2 separate regions of the Mus musculus genome follow, and region 1 is linked to region 2. Evidence: chromatin loops called from intact Hi-C (ENCODE). Cell type or tissue: left cerebral cortex. All regions are shown on one strand. Links, peaks and the distances in the headings refer to the core of each region. The heading gives the core; the rest is flanking DNA. Region 1 overlaps Gli3 (GLI-Kruppel family member GLI3). Region 2 overlaps Gli3 (GLI-Kruppel family member GLI3).

The links. A loop is a pair of places that touch in the nucleus more often than their neighbours do. Peaks named below come from ENCODE experiments on the same cell type or tissue, not always from the same donor. Only the 100,000 strongest peaks of a DNase experiment are listed, where the experiment ranks them.
Region 1: a loop joins it to region 2, with 2.1 times the contacts of the local background. A loop is called at or near these places in 2 of 42 quality-filtered maps.

The regions. Positions count from the first base shown.
Region 1 is chr13:15,693,703-15,702,042 of GRCm38, forward strand. The region is part of intron 10 of Gli3 (GLI-Kruppel family member GLI3); the gene reads left to right. Among named protein-coding and RNA genes, the nearest start is that of 4933412O06Rik, 100 kb to the right of the region's middle. In left cerebral cortex, for the core only: no CTCF peak of the experiment used is centred there; a DNase peak (open chromatin) is centred at 4,783.
Region 2 is chr13:15,636,474-15,644,813 of GRCm38, forward strand. It overlaps Gli3 (GLI-Kruppel family member GLI3), which reads left to right. Exons shown (of 15, transcript NM_008130.3): 5 at 4,596-4,801; 6 at 7,821-7,967. Among named protein-coding and RNA genes, the nearest start is that of 4933412O06Rik, 160 kb to the right of the region's middle. In left cerebral cortex, for the core only: no CTCF peak of the experiment used is centred there; DNase peaks (open chromatin) are centred at 1,879, 4,977 and 5,423.

The DNA.
Region 1 (8,340 bases), core at 112-8,111, 57 kb after region 2:
GAACAGAGCAAGATGGAACCAGCCAGCTAAGGTGGTATTGGTTACTAAACAAAGGACGAAAAGAGGTGCAGGGGAAAGAACAAAATGGGAGGAAAAGTACTGTATAGAAACTGGCCAGCCTGATTGCTGGACTCAGCCTCAGGGATCTCTGGAATACGCTCCTAGTTTCTAGAAGCCTGTTTTATTCCGGACAGCTCTGCAGTAGCCAGTGCTCCCCTCCTAAAGATAAGCCTACTTGTGTATAAGTGGGTTACAGATCCTGGACCAGTTTGTGGCTGAGTCCCCAGAGATGGCATCACTCATGCTGGTCGCACTCCATTCCTTTAAGGTTCTAGTTGTGGAGGTTGGTCCTGTCCCTGTTCAGATCTTTCCTTCTTTCCCATATCCCAGGTGTCACTTCAAACCTCCATGAAAGTAAGGTTTTCTGTTTGATAAACCCTCTGCAGATCTATTTCAATGTTCCATTTTCTTGCTGTAGCAAGACCTTGTGTCCAGTAATAGTTCTCTGCCAATTGCTTCAGGCTTGCTGAGAGAGTGGGTCTCAGGTCTAAGACTGCAGACCTCAGATTGAGCAGGGGAGCTCCTGGCAGTAGAGACTTACTTCTGCCCTGTGGCTTGCCAGGTGGAAAGGGCTTTATAGCCAGTGTCTCCTGCTAGCACTGTAAGTGACCCAAATATGGGCTTTCCCACAGGTGTTTAGAGTGTCTCTTAATATTCTAATACTGTCTTCAACTATGCCAGGATTATTACCTGGAACCTCTGGATGATTGTGCCTGCATGTCATCCTTTTCTTTTCTTTATACTTTTACTGTCTATAGTTCCACATCAATTGATAATAATGTCCTCATGAAATCACATGTAATCCAAAGTGAAGAATGTACTTGTCTGTTTTCTTCAACAAGAAGCACTACCTGCATAAATAGTATCTTTCATGATTATCTAAGTATAAATGTAGAAAACGTAGCAAAATACACATATTCACCTTATTCCAAAGAGACTAGAAAGTTATGTGGGGAAATGTATCTAAATCAATAGTGAAGGAGGTTGGCATGAAAAAAATAAGCAAAGAGAAACAAAATAATTGAAAGTCTTGGCTCTTACTGTTTACTTCTTTTATGTATCAGAGAAGTGCTTTGACTGTTGGTATCCAAGACTGATGAATAGTTTGTTGACTGATGTATTCATTGAAGTAAAAGTATTCACTGCCGAAGCATTAAATAACTGTATGAGTTTAATCTCTTCTATGCCAATATTACGTTAAGGCTATCCAAAATTCAAGCCAATGAAGTTAAGTTGTCCTTTGAAATACCACGATTCATTATTTTCCTTTCTTCCTAAGAGCAACACATTTTATAGTTTATGGTCTGATGAGAGGCATTAGAGATCAAAATGAAATTTATTTTTGAGACACTAAAGAAGGTAAAATTATTTAACACGTGGCTGTGGAATAGGACCTAATAATATTTCATTAGCAATTTCTTTTGACAGAACTTACACCCTGCCATATTGAGAAGCAGCTATTTACAGCACATCTTAAATCTTTTCAATGGGTTTTACAAATCTTTCTAGGTAAGAAACATAAACGCTTTCTTGACAAATATGTTTAAAGGACATAGTGTCCTTTGAGATACACTTGACAGATTTTCACCTCTGCTGTGAATACCTCCGAAGAAATGCAGTGGAGGAGATCCTCCAGGAGCACTGACGCGTTGTCAGCGTTCTCTAGCAAAGAAATGTAGAGCATGTTACTAAGTCACATTCTCCATCCGTGCTGTTTTAGGGAACACAACTTCATAGGCACCTACTCTGTAGGTATAAAGGCTGGGAGTACCAGGGTAGTGAGATGCAGATCCTAGAACCAGGAATCCCCCCCTGTAAAAGAGGTCAAATCTATGCACATGCAAACACTTGCAGAATATGGAGCAGGCCATTGCTGGGGAAATTGTGATACTCAAAGTAAGGACGTGGTGTTGAGCTGGATTGCTCTTAGTCACTCATTCTTGCTGAGTCTCTGTTTCGCTGTGTATGTCTTTCAACTTTGCAAAGAGCAGTGGTGACCTGATCTTTTGTGTACTAAAATAATCCTTGGCTTCTTTCAGCCTTACCAATGGTATTCACTTTAATAAAAGTGGACTCTGACAAATCCCCATGTTAACAGGCAAACCAAGTGTGAAAGTGTCAGTCTATAAAGTTGGTAAAGCTCCTACATTTAAGAATATGTCAGAAATTTACATTTAAGAAATTGTTAATTTCTTTCTATATCTGATATTAAAGAAGGAAAATGCAGCTGAACTATCCAGATGTGTCAGGTGTCTTTATCACTTTCTAGCCCTATAGCCATGGATGCTTTTTTTTTGAGAGAGAGAGAGAGAGAGAGAGAGAGAGAGAGAGAGAGAGAGAGAGAGACCTTTATTAGAAAATATTTTTGTGTAGACAGAAAAGGAAATCAGTGAATCCAGCCCTGCTTACAGCTAAGAATACAACAGCATCTCTCCCAGCAATGTCATTCTTGTTTGAAGAAAGGACTTCCACTACATGGCTTCATGGACTTGCACTGGAACTCGAAGAAGATCCATGAAGCACTCTTCGGAAGGCTCTGTTCCCTTGCCACACTTGCCACATATGGATGCATCAAATCACACCAGAACAAGATGTGGTCTCACTAAGAAATTAAGCTAATAATATCACATTACCTCCCTCTCAGGATTCCCCAAGCATGCATAAATGCAGAAAGCCTACAGTAGAATATTACAGGAGAGCCTGTCCAAGGCCCCAGAGCAAGTTGCCTTACCTTCCTTGTACCATATTATATATACATCTTACAGTTATGCCAGCGTTTAAAGCATTGTCATGCTGCATTATAAAGTGTTTTTTATGTTTAGGATTAGGAAACTGTCTTTCACTCTCCCTTTGGCTCCTTTTATGTCCTACAGGCAAATCCTTTCTCGTAGGTCAGGAATGTAATAAGGTAGGTTTTCCTCTCTGGGGTATTGTGTCTGTCTTACTGTGTTTAAATTGATGCACAAAGCTCTTTGGAGCAAAAGACAGTATTTTCTTTGTATAGAAGCCAGTGGTTCACTAGCCCATGGGGATTCTCCGTGTTGAGGATTTTAAAGATACAGTTTACACTGGGTGGAGATGCTGGTGCTCTGCAAGGTCTCCAGGGAGGAGAGTTGGTCCTAGCCCTAGGAATGGAGGTCTTTTCTCTGTGCTGTCTTGAAGAAAAAGCAAATAACCGACAACTTTAAAGAAAGAGGAAAACATTCAAAGATGTTACCAAGCTCTTTTTAAGAGTGATGGTTCAGAAACAGTAAAGAGAAATTACAATATAAATCATATATATATATATATATATATATATATATATATATATATATAGTGTATGTATGTACACACACACACTCTAGAACACAGTCATTGGACCTCCAACCTAATGACCTAACATGATTGATTTCCCAAGCCCACTTCTCTCAACTTGATAATCACACTTAATATTTCACTCCCCTTAATATCAATGAAATATGACCTAGAGGATTAAACTCCTACAAGAGTAGGAGGAGTCTGTAAATCATACTTTTATTAAAAAAAAATCAAGGTCCTCTCATGGAGGCTACAATTAATAAAAGAATGTAAGAATGAGTTAAAAAAGAGGTTTGAGTAAAATTTCTAAAAGAACAGCCCCAAAATAGACAAGCTGTAAATTGTGGCTGCTACGTGGTGGATGAGAGGAGGAAGGAAACTGATAGAGTTTGAGTTAAGCTAGCATGAAACTCGGCCGCATGGTGAGGAGAAGAGCATCACAGATGTGGTAAGGAAGCACAGACTACCAGGCAAAGCTGCTACCTGGGCTCTGGCCAACATCCAAAAGAAAAATACAGAAGACACAAAAAGGACAAGGTTACAACTGAGTCTCAGCAGGTTTGAGAGGAAAAGTGCATTATTTCCTTAAAGAGATGATGGTCCCTTCTCTGTCTTTTGCATGTATAAATCGAACCCACCTTTCATTTTTTATTAAGTAATTAATTTGTGTATTTACATCCCAGACGCTGCCCCCTTCCAATCAACCTTCACATAAACCCTCTCCTCGATCCCCCTCCCCTTCAATATCCCCCCACCCTGTCCCATCAATCTGCAGGATTAGGCTACATGCATGCCAGGGACCATAGTCCAGCCTCTGTATGCTCCTTGATTGGCTCAGTCCCTGAGAGCTCTCAGGAATTAGATTAGTTGACACTGTTAGTCTTCCTGTGAGGTACAAACCTGCCTTTCTAAGAGATGTTTGTTGTTGTTTATTTGATTGGTTGGTTGGATGGTTGGTTAGCTAGTTTTTGACTAAGTGATTGACCAGATCAACTAGATTAACTCTTATGGGAGGAGGGGAAACCTGCATGTCTCCCCAGAGGTAGATTCTGTTCTTTTGGCTAGGAAGCAATGGCTTCGTCTTAATGGACTTCCATTGTTACTGTAAAATAATGAAATCATAGCAAGCACCTTTCTCTTTCCCTTGCTCCTTTTCATCCTTTATAGTTACATTGTTGCCTTCTTTTTGTCTATACATATATATACATATATATGTATATATGTGTATATATATATATATATATATATATATTTCCCCCCATAGGTCAGTGAAAGAAACAAAGGATAGTTTCAAATTCTAGAGAACCCTTTGGCTCAAGTGAGCAGACTACACTTTCCGCACACTCTCATGTCTGTGGGGAGAGAGAGAGAGAGTTTAGGACTGGGCTCTGTGCCAGAAGCTCACCCTGTACACTACCAGTAACTTTCTCAACTTGTCTCCTGTGGGAGGTAAGAAATGAAGAGGAAGCAACCAGGGAAAGACTGTCAGTGTAACCTACATGCCAGCTCCCTAGAAACTGAGATGAAAAAGCAATGGTAAGAATGACTACGAATCGGCTGCCATACTCCCATGGCCTGTACAGCTGATGGGCATCCATCATTGCGGGTAGGAAGGGCCTAGATACCAGAGGGCTGGCAGCCAGGTTGCTGCCTTTCTATGGCAGAATATTTTCTTAATGACTGTATTATGTTTGTGCTATGTGATAAATGAAATAATGGAGAGGATAGTTTGTAATCTAAATTAAGATTAAAAAAACAATGATAAAAGATTATGTCCTATAAGATTCAAGCAACCAAGTTCAGTTGTCTCTTATCTGGTTTATTTTGTAATGCACTTACTAGAGAACATTGTAATTCACCAATATCAAACCACATCTTATTAATTTTCTGTTTGCGTGCAATGTGGAGACCATTATGGAAGCCGTCTATATTTTGAATGCATGTGCTTGAAGGGTCAAAGAAAAGACTCCAGTGAAAGTTTTAGAACGTCGAATGCTTTACTAGCCAAATGTTCCTATGAAAATATGCTTGTAAAAGTAAGTTTTATGGGAACATTCTCCAAACTAGAAACATATTTCTAGGAATAAATGGGGATGGACTTCTTATTTTGTTGACGAGGTGATTGCAAAATAAAATGAAACAAAAACAGGAATGGCTGCAAATGAAGAAGTCAGCTAACCTTGGGAATGTCCCTGCTACATGAGGGTTGAAATGACGAGCTCCAGGCAGGCCGCCTTGCCAGTTCTCCGGGGTAAACCACCACTCTGCACAGCCCACAGCCTTCACTATTTTTTTTTTCTTTTTTCCGATTTCCAAGTTTCAGCCTTGGCCATTTGCAGCTACAGCGTTCCTATGTAAAGCACTTTACTCTTCTATTTCTCCAATGGAAATTTATGTGACCAACCTTACTTCCTGATTTCTCTTTCTTCAAACACTTTAGTTATGGTGAGGCAAAATTTCCATGACATTAATGAGATTTCCACAAGCAAATTAAAGAGAAAAATATGCCCTTTGGTCTTTTGTATTTAACAGTACTGCAAGGAGAAGAAGTCTTGGAGTAAAGCGTGAGCCGGAGCAATAGCCAGGGGACAATGCCAGGGTAGCTTCATGCAAGGAACTAGGCTTTTTTCTCTCCTCCATCTAAAGCTTTTAAATTATTTCAAGACAAACTTACTATAAAACATCAGATAATTTGCTCTCTGCTGCCAGCTGAGCATAATTCTAACAGTACAGATTGCCACTTCATTTCAAAGTCCTTAACTTCAAATCATGTTAACATTACTTTACTGGGCAAAAAATAAATTTTAGCATTCTTTTCATTGGTAACAAATGGGAACTAAGTAAGGCACGCAAATTGTGTCTTTCTGAATCAAAGATTTTATTCTACACTTGCAATGCTAAAGGTGGCTTTTATGGGAAGGGCCTAAGGGTGTCTCTTATGGAAGCCTTCAGATTGTTGAGAGGAGGACAATCACAAGAGATTGTTTTCCTTTCTCTGGCTTCTGGATCCCCAGCATACAACTCTAAGGCAAAACAGACTGGAGTGCTAGGGCTGGGGCCACGTTTGTTCCAACAGCACAGCACATTCCTAAAGCAAATAGTGACCTGGTTTTTGCTATGTGCTAGATATTGTTTCAGACACCCTTGTTCTTCATTTTGGTTATCAGATGATAGAAACACTGTACCCCAATAAATTAGAATAAATAATAAATTAGTGTCCTCAGGAATCTCACATTAAGAAGAAAAAAAAGCATAAAGTCTGGGCCAACCAGAAAACAAAGAGTATTCCAAGTTGTCAGACAAGTATGCTGAAGGGTAAAACAGAAACACATATGGATCAGTGGTGGATAGGACCTTATTCACTAGAACCTGTTTAGTTGATCAGTCTAACTGTGGCCTTCTACATAAATGTTCATCTCAAGTCAAGACCTGAAGGTAGACTCAACTCATGGATCACAGTACTTTTTTCCCTCTTCCCAGAGTGGCCATATGAAGTAAATCTTCTTTTTCTGCCTTTCCTACTTAATTTGGCTCTTGCAATTGGCTTGCTGAGAGCAGGTGGCGGAACCTGGCTTGTTGGTATATAAGTCGTGGCCCTGAATTTCGTAGCAGTTGGAATACATCATTTAAACAAAACAGCTAGATTTTTTTTTTTATTATTTACAAAATCCACATTCTGGTAAGGGTCAGCAGTGTAATAAGTATTAAGTTCATTGAGTAAATCAAGCTGTAATGCGTTACAAGTTATAGAGACCGTTGGTAAATAGAGAGCAGAGTAGGATTGGACTGCAGTGGAGTAATCAGAACCAGAATCAAGTATGAGAAGTCTGCTAAGAGTATTTGTTTACCTGGGACCTGAGTGTCCTAGAGTAGTCGTCACCTCTACAGCTTCCCCTATGCTACCTCAGTAGCAAATACATGCACACTCAGATGCACACTCACAGGCGCACACTCACAGTCACTACTCTTGACATCACTTTTCACTATACTCTTGATGACCTTGAGCCTCTATCTCTAATCCTTTCTTCTATAAAGGTGTTTTGTAACCTGTGAGTCTTAATCCCTTTGAGGGTCACATACCAGGTTCCCTGAACATCAGATATTTACATTATGATTCACAACAGTAGGAAAATTATAGTTATGAAGTAGCAACAAAATGATTTCATGGTTGGGGTCTCCAGAACATCAGGAACTGCATTAAAGGCTCGAAGCATTAGGAAAGCTGAGAACCACTGCTCTGTGATGTTCTTCTCTGTTTGCTCTGGATTCATCTCAGTTGTGTAACCTTCCTTTCTTCCTTCTTGGTTTGTTTGTTCGTTTGTCTGTTGTTTTTAGCACATTTCCCATTTTATTTTATTTGTTCCTACATGTTTCAAGTATTACCTTCTCAGAAAAAAAAAAAAATGCTTCGCTCACTTTTATTATCCACAGGACAGTTTGTATATATAGACTGTATTAGTTAGGGTTCTTTAGAGTCACAGAACTTATGGATAGTCTCTATATAGTAAAGGAATTTATTGATAACTTACAGTCTGCAGTCCAATTCCCAACAATGGTTCAGTGAATGGCTGTGAATTGAAGTCCAAAGATCTAGCAGTTACTCAGTCCCACACAGCAAGCAGGCGAGGGAGCAAGAGCTAGACTCCCTTCTTCCAATGTCCTTATATTGTCTCCAGCAGAAGGTATAGCCCAGATCAAAGGTGTGTTCCACCACACACCTTTTAATCCCAGATGACCTTGAACTCGGAGATTTAATCTTCTGGAATCCATAGCCACTATGCCTCAAGATCTCCATACCAAGATCCAGATCAGAAACTTCTATCTCCAAGCCTCCAGATAAGGGTCACTGGTGAGCCTTCCAATTCTGGATTGTAGTTCATTCCAAATATAGTCAAGTTGACAACCAGGAATAGCCACTACATAGACTAATGGCTAAACTTGCATTCTTCCTGTAAACGTCTATGAAGGTGGCACTTAATA
Region 2 (8,340 bases), core at 109-8,108:
AGTTAGCTGGCTGTTTGAGCCATTTTCATGCAAGTTTCTGCTTTTGTCAACACTATGGAAGTGTCATCTAATCTAGCTTACTAGGGTGTCTTAGTCAGTGTTCAGTTACTGTAAAGAGACACCATGACCACAGCAACCTCTAAAAGGCAGCATTTAATTGAAGCTGGCTTATAGTTTCAGAGGTTTAGTCCATTACCATGGCAAGAAGCATAGTGATAGAGAGGCAGACATGTTGCTAGAGATATACCTGAGACTTCTCTATCTGGATCCACAGTCAGCAGGAAGAGATACTTGGGCAGGCTTGGGCCCTTAAAACCTCAAAGCCTACCTCCAATGACACACTTCCTCCAACTAGGCCACATCTCCCAGCCCTTCCCAGTTACTGCTGTTCCTTGATGACCAAGCATTTAAATATATGAGCCTATGGGGGTGGGCGTCATATATCCTTATTCAAACTATCATGGGTTCTGATGCAGAAGCTCAGCTTTAACAGAGTACACAGGGTGATGGAGCAGTATGGAAAGTGGACTTGCAGCCACTGCTGTACTTGGAAGCTAGCTTGTCATTTGGACATTATTGGATCGAGAAAAGGTTTTGTTGGCCAGTTTCAAAATTTCTTGACATTGGGTTTGCATGTGTGCCTTCTAATGCTCACAGCAGCAGGAAGGGAACTGCTGGTGTCACGATGCACCTACCTCATGGATCAGGAGACTGATGTATGAGTAGGAGTGAGTTGTAACCCACATCCAGGTCCTTTCTTCAAAGGCCCTGCATTTCATTAGTGAGCTCATAATCTTAGCCACCCTATGTGGTTCTCTGACTTGACTTTAAAGGAGCTCTAAAAAAAAATCCAAGTAGATTGTTCAGAGAAGAGTACAAAACAGACTCATATTCCAGTTGATACTGTGAAGACTATAACTAGATACTTACAGCAGCTGTAATTATAATCGCCAAAGTTTGCAGTTACCAAGATACGTTCAGTAGTGGTATGGATTCGTAAACTGTGGCTCATCTTATTAATGGGGTATTACATGATGCTGAAAAGAAATGAGTTTTTAAAGACAAGCAGGACTTTGCCATTTCCAAGAAGACAGATGGGATGTAAAATTGTACTCAAGATTCAGAAAGGCAAACATTATATATTTTTCTATCATATGTAATCTAGATTTTTTTAAACTATGAAAATGCAACTATTTGCGATGGTGTACCTGAGGAGGAAGGATAAAAGAGGATGATGGCAAATGGGTATTACCAAAGTTCATTTACTTACATGTGTAAAAACGTCACAATGAAATCCATTACTGCAGTGAACATACACTGTAGGGAAGGAGGAAGGTTTTCATCAATGAGCAGACATTTAAGGAAACAACTAAGCGAAGGGCTGTGCCCTTAGAGAATATTGAAAATGGCAAGAGTCTGCCTATGTGCGGTTCAGCAATATCAGAAATCTATACTGCAGCTTAATTTTGAAAGCTAGTCTCCCTTCCCCTCTCCCTCTCCAACCCAGAGGTCAGCCTGACTCTGCTTCAGGAATGCTTTAATTAAATAATTAAAGGTGTGCATCACTATACCTGTCAAAACAAAGGCTCCAGGCATTTCAAGATTTGAAATTATATAGCATTTCATATTTGTCAATCCTGATGTATGGGCCTGTTTATGTAATATGATATGATTTTACATGTGCAAATGCATAGATTCCCGTGTGTATTTTGAGTGAGCCTTTGTATGGCACAATCATGGGACTTCTGTTCACCACCGCCCCTCATTCCCACAGACAGCAAAGCACAAAGAGGGTACAGAGGTGCCCAGGTTACACAGCTGCCAGCTACTGAGCTGCCGGCCTCAGACTGTCCCTTACTGACTGTCTGGTGCCTGTCTCCAGGATTCCTGGTGAGCCATCACTGTGTCACCATTGTGAAACACTTTCTTGCAGAAGTGGGTGGCTTGCATTTACCAGATGGCCTGTTTCCCGAGGGCAGTTAATGAGCAGGGTGCCTGTTGTGCACACCTCTCTGAAGCTTCTCCCAGTCACCTTGTTTGTAAACACTGATCCCCTATCTCTGAGTGCATCTGTCTGAAAGGTTAAAGTGTAGCAGCTTTAGCTCTAAGTCTTGCATTACTCTCCTTTCTGCTGATACTTCTCACTCTTCTGTATATAGCCCTGAGTCTAGCACTCTCCTCAGGAATGGAGTGGTGAGATCTAGAATCCTTCTGAGAGGCGTCCCTAGTTGTTCTCTGGGTCTTCCTGAGGTGAAAGCTCGGAAGGAAGCTCTAGACCACCTGTCACATCCTCAAGGTGCAGGGAAGAGACCAACCTTGGAGATCCCACCTCCTTGCCTTACTCTGGGATTAGTGGCCACCCCAGCCATTTCTCCATGGTCCCCACATATTTATGAATGTAGGTTTGTCTTCATGGGCATGATTCTTATAGGTGGAATTTGGGCTGATGAGGACAGAATATAAGAACCAGAATAAGTTTTCATCTTTCTCAAAATTACAAACAGAGCAACCTGCTAAGAAGGGTGAAATTCTCCACTAGTGTGTAGTTCATATCGTTTAGCAGTGTGTAGTCTGCTGGGACCACCATGGTGTATCCCAGAGGTGTCTTGTCAAGGACTCAGTGAAGTGATTACTGTGTGTGTGCGCGCTTGTATCTCAGCATAAGGTTTATGTTTTATAGATTACTTTTTAATCAAACTGGTAGAAGGATTGACCATTCTGTCGGGTAGAAATGAATGTGAGCTTGCCCTGTACTCTGTAAGTGACCTAACATGTCTGAATGGAGTTTGATTTAACAAGCCATAGAAGGGTACTTGGAGGGTAGGGGGTGGTTTTCCAGAGACATGAAGTGAACTCCTGTGGTACAGCTTCTGCCAGTTTCTGTTTACTTTGTTAGATGGAATAAAGGCCTTTTAACTTTTCAAAATGACACATAGTGTGCATAGCATCCAGTAACTGTCCATGTGTTACATTCAAGTATTATATAAGTGCATTGCTGCACTTTTCTAGATGCTAAGAACTGTGCGATAGACACTTCTTACTATTTGTGTATAAATTTAGGAAACTGAAATTTTAGTGTATTTCTCCAGAAGGAACTCCAAGTATCAAAATTACATGAGAAAATCCTCACACAGCCAGCACCTTGTTTCGGAACACTGGGTCTTTGCTTCATATGCCCTGCCCAGTCTACTTGCTGGAGCCATTTCCATTATGATCCTACTCTGACAGGATGACAGAGCCAGGGGCCCAGTGGCAGTGTCTTTGCTTCCCTGGGAAGAGGGAAATGGTGTTTTTCACTCTTTGGTTTCCCTCCTAACCATGTGCTCTCAGTGGCTCTGCCTCTCTCAGTCTGTTCTCCACATGCCTGCTCACTATCACAGGCAGTGAGTACAGAGTTTAACCTGTCATAGCCAGTTCCCTGTATCATTTCCTGGAGGCATCTATTAGGGAAGGAGCGCACTGGTGCAAGGCTTTGCAGATCTGTGTTCTAGACATGACTGTCCCTGGGTTGCCAATGGTTGGCTGAATGTGTGGTGAGGTTGAAGTTTTAGACATGTCTCTCTGAGATCAGATACATCAGAGAGCTCTGTAGGTTTGCACTTCAGGAAAGCAAGCCTCTTCCATTATCACATCACTACCGGGGCCTGGGTTTGATGAAACCCTGATTCTTTACCAGATGACTAAGCCCAGGTTTTCTCAGTTGTTGGCTTCTTACTAAACATAATTAATAAGGATCCATGGGAAAAATGAGTTGTAGCAGAAACCCAGTTCTGAATATTGCCTCATGGAAAAGAGAAGTTGCTTTTAAACACTGGAAATTGGTTATCTTTACCTGCAAGCCCACTGGAAGCAGGTACACAGGTATAGAAACAGACTTCACATTGCTTACAGTTTGCCTTTGGTCTTCACTCTTATGGGCAGCTTTGCCATCTAGAGGCTCAAGCTAGACACATTCTGTTTTGTTTAATAATGAAGCACTACAAAGTAAGAAGTCAGTCTTAAATGCTCCCATTAATATTTGGTTCAGTTGTTCAGTTAGCTGTTAAGATTTTCTGCAAGCTAATGGCTGACTTAGTATGTGTGTGTTACATTAGGGATCAAACCCAGGGCCCTGTGCATGATAAGCAGATGTGCGATCACTGAGCTAAAACCTCATCCAGTTTTGAGACAATCTCTTAGGGTGGCCTTGAATTAATAACTATACCATAGGTCTCAAAGTCATGACCCGTATGCCTTAGACTCCTGGTTTCTGGTATTACAGTTACCATACCTGATCAAGGCTGGCTTTTTGTCTGCTTGTTTGTTTGTTTTAACCTATCTTCAGAGTACTGTGAAGTAGCTCAGGACTCTGTTTTCTTTGCTCAGCTAATTTGATAGTATTCTATCCGGATTACACCATCCTTATATATTAAGGTAAGAATGCTAAAAATTGGTTTTAAAAAGGTAAGAATGCTAAAAAAAAAGTTTTCCCAAGGCTCCTTGAGTTTATTTAAAATCTCATGCTTCTTCACGGCATATGAAGAACATGTGTATGTTTCTTTACATATGAGATGTTTGCCTCATGCTATCTCTTGTGTCTCTTTTTCTGTTTCCAGGCCTTCTGCCTTATCTAGTAGCCCGACGTATCCAGACTTGCCCTTCATTAGGATCTCCCCACACCGTAATCCCACTGCAGCCTCAGAGTCCCCCTTCAGCCCCCCACACCCCTACATCAACCCATATATGGACTACATCCGCTCATTGCACAGCAGCCCATCCCTCTCCATGATCTCTGCTGCCCGAGGGCTGAGCCCTACAGATGGTAAGTCTCAGACACGTTTGTATTTCCCTTGCAACACTGTATAAAGCAGATCCAGCATATGTGAAGATTTTCCCACATGACAGACACCGAGGAAAGAAAATGCTTTAAGTTCAAAATTTAATTTCAGCTTATAGCACTGCTTTGTGGGTGGTGGTGTCCATAGTTTTGTAAGAATAGCAATATAGAGAGGAATTAAATTTAGAGAGTAATCAAATTGGGATTCATAGCAAGATCTGATGGACTCACCTCCCTGCCATAAATGCCCTCCTCTTCTGCACTCCACACATGATTAGGCAAGCCCTTCAGGTATTCCCATGACAGTATGAATTCCCTGAGTGCCTTGCCCATTTTCTAATGAATGCTCTTATGTTCTGTATATCAGAAAGACACATTTTTACAGATATGTCTCTGAGAACAGAGCTTGACACACCACTGTGTATGGGGATCCTGATAAAACTGATAGTTCTTGGGGCAGACCAGTGTGGAGTGGGGGACCTGAGTCTTTAATCTGATAGAAGCTTCCAGGTGATGTTAAGGCTGTTGGCCTATGGTGGGCCGTGATATAAGTAGCAAGAGCTTAGGGGAGGAAAAGGACCCATTCTTAAGTGTACCTTCAGCCTCTGAGCATGCCAAGTAAAACTAGAACATTGAGAACTAAGAACAAGCTAGACTTTATTCCTGTAATTCCTGATGCTCATTTTAGACTTCAAATGCAGGCTTCATTTGGAGCCGGCTATTCATAACATCCTATCAGCCTATTCCTTAAGGCTTGTTGAAATATTGAATGTGTCTTCTAGGTATATATAAATGTTTGCCTACAAAGGCTCAACTTTTCATTAAGATACAAAACTAAACAAGCTTTAGTAATTGCTGGTGGGGGCTGTGTTTGCATGCTTTATTATAGAATATAAGTCACTGCTGGTGTTACATAGTAAAGAGATACTGTGAAGTTCATTTCACTAAACTCTCTGCTACAACTTCCATACCTCTAATTCTAACATTGGAACTATAATCTGAGACTGTACACAGTGTCAGCTGTATGAAGTTTCTGAGGACTCGTTCATTCTCATGTATGTCCAGGAATATCCGGCTTCTACAAATAATTACTCCCTTATGTATTTCCTTTTTAAAAATTCCGTATAGCGAATATTTTCGTAATGTAGCCAAGAGATACATTTTTTCTCATTTGAGCAATATTGACATTTTAAAAACCTACAAAAAGTAAAAACATGATTAAACTTTTCTGCTTGGAATTTGATTTTGTGATAAAGGATGTTATGTAGTAAATAGAACCAAACATAAGGAAAATGGATAAGGAGATAAGAAATAGGCTCAAGGTGCAATTGGAGTTGCTGTACCTGACTTGCAGAAATTTGACTGGCTGAGGACTTGGTAGTTGTAGTTACTGAATGGAAATCATGCCTGTTGTCTGCATTTAATTATCGTGAATTAAATATCCATTGGTTGATTGGTGGTTCTGCCTTCCCTTTCCTGCCTCATGAGACTCTAATTAATAAGAGTCTAAGTTACTTTTCCACTGCTATGAGGAGGTACCATGAGCAAGGTAACTAATAGAAGAATTTATTTGGGCTTACAGTTACATAGGGATAGACTGACTATCCTGACAGGAGGCAGGCAGACATAGCAATGGTACAGTCACTGAGAACTTCCCACGACCAGAAGTAGGAGGGAGGGAGAGAGAGAATTAGCAATGGTGTGAGCTTTTGAAATTTCAACTCTTATCTGCAATGAAACATTTCCTCCAATAAGGCCACACTTCCTAGTCCTCCCCAAACAGTTCCACTAACTGGGGAGAGAATAGTCAAGCTTATTCACTTCTGGAGTCCATTCTAACTCAAAGCATCATACTACCCAGTCAGATCATTTCAGTAATATAATTAATATAATATAATTCCTCTTGTAGTCTAATACTTTAAAGATACTCATTTGTGCTATGTATCATGCATAAAAAGTATTCCATGTGGACACCAATTGAAACCATCTGTTGCTAGGACTTTTTGCTGTAGCTAGTAAAGTGTCTCTGCTCAAATGCTGTCCCTAAGCACTTTATGAATGTGACTTGACTTCTGGCTCCTAGCTGCTTCATGAAACTTTCTGAATCCAGATTTCTGAAAATCTAGAGGCCTCCCTCAGAAGTGCTGCTTTTGCACGTAAATTGGCAGGTGGAAACTAATTATTATCCCACTCATGTGAGAATGACTCTTGCCAGGAAATTGTTCCAGAGTGATAGGTACATTTTCTTTTTGATTTTGTAGTGGTGGGAGAAAAGGGAAAAGGAGAGCTTGTAAATTCTGGAACATGAAATTGCGGCTTATCATGCAGTTGTGTGTCAGTAGTGGGTGCTGCTCTTTTCCTCTTTCCTGTAAACTCTGACTTCTTCTGTTAGTGAGTGTTAACTCAGACACTCCTGTCAGGAGCCTGGGGAAGTATTTTAAGTATGTCTGGAAAGATATCTCAGTTGTCTGCATTGTCTACTATTTTAAAAAGTATGAACATACAGTAATTATCTTTAGGAAACTATTTCCTTTGCAGGCGAGGGAGTCAATCATGACCGTGTACATACAGCTTAATTTGGTACCAACACTGGGACAAAGTTATGTATATTGGACTCCCCATAAATTACACTGTCTAGTTAACATCTTTGCTTTCTTAGTATATACATGTCTCCTCTGTGATCCCAAAATGACAAAATTACCTGAATTACATGTCTCTTACAATGTGTCCCATCTTAAGAGATACATGACTATATAAAAATTCGAATTCATGATAATTTAACAAAAACCAAAACTTTTATAATGTATTTTACTATTTTTATTCCTCCAGTTTTTCCTTCCAGATAAAGACATGATGCAAATGAATGCATACGTAGAACAGCTTTATTGCACAAGTCATAAAAGAATTGTGTTTGAAGGTTAAATGGCAAGTAGGCTTAGAATACTTCCAAAACAGTGTCTCCTTGTCTGTCTTGCAATTGTCACTGTCTTGTTTCTTCTTGTAGCTCCCCATGCTGGAGTCAGCCCTGCGGAATACTATCACCAGATGGCTCTGCTGACAGGCCAGCGCAGCCCTTATGCAGACATCCTTCCCTCAGCTGCCACTGCTGGTGCAGGGGCCATCCATATGGAGTACCTTCATGCCATGGACAGTAAGTGACAGGGCTGGTTGCTGGAGAGCCGGGAGAGGAGCAGAAGCTAAGTAGGAAAATGGAGAGCAAGCTGCAAAGGTTAAGCTAAATTTCCAATCTAAAGTAAGAAGGAACCACCCTGAGGTGACCTTAGCCTCCTGGTGAACTGAAATGTGCAGCGAATTGTAGCTTGGTAGCAATACTAGAAATGTAGTTGGTCAACAAATTATTCTGTTCTGCTTCTTGTAATAAGAAAAGAAAGGAACAGATTCCTCTTGGATTTTGTGTGGCCGCTTCATGGATTTTTATCCTTTAGATAGTAGGCGTTAATTTAATTCAATTTATGCACTCATGTTAAAATACTGTGCTTCATGAAGACCCTTTGCAGGTGCTA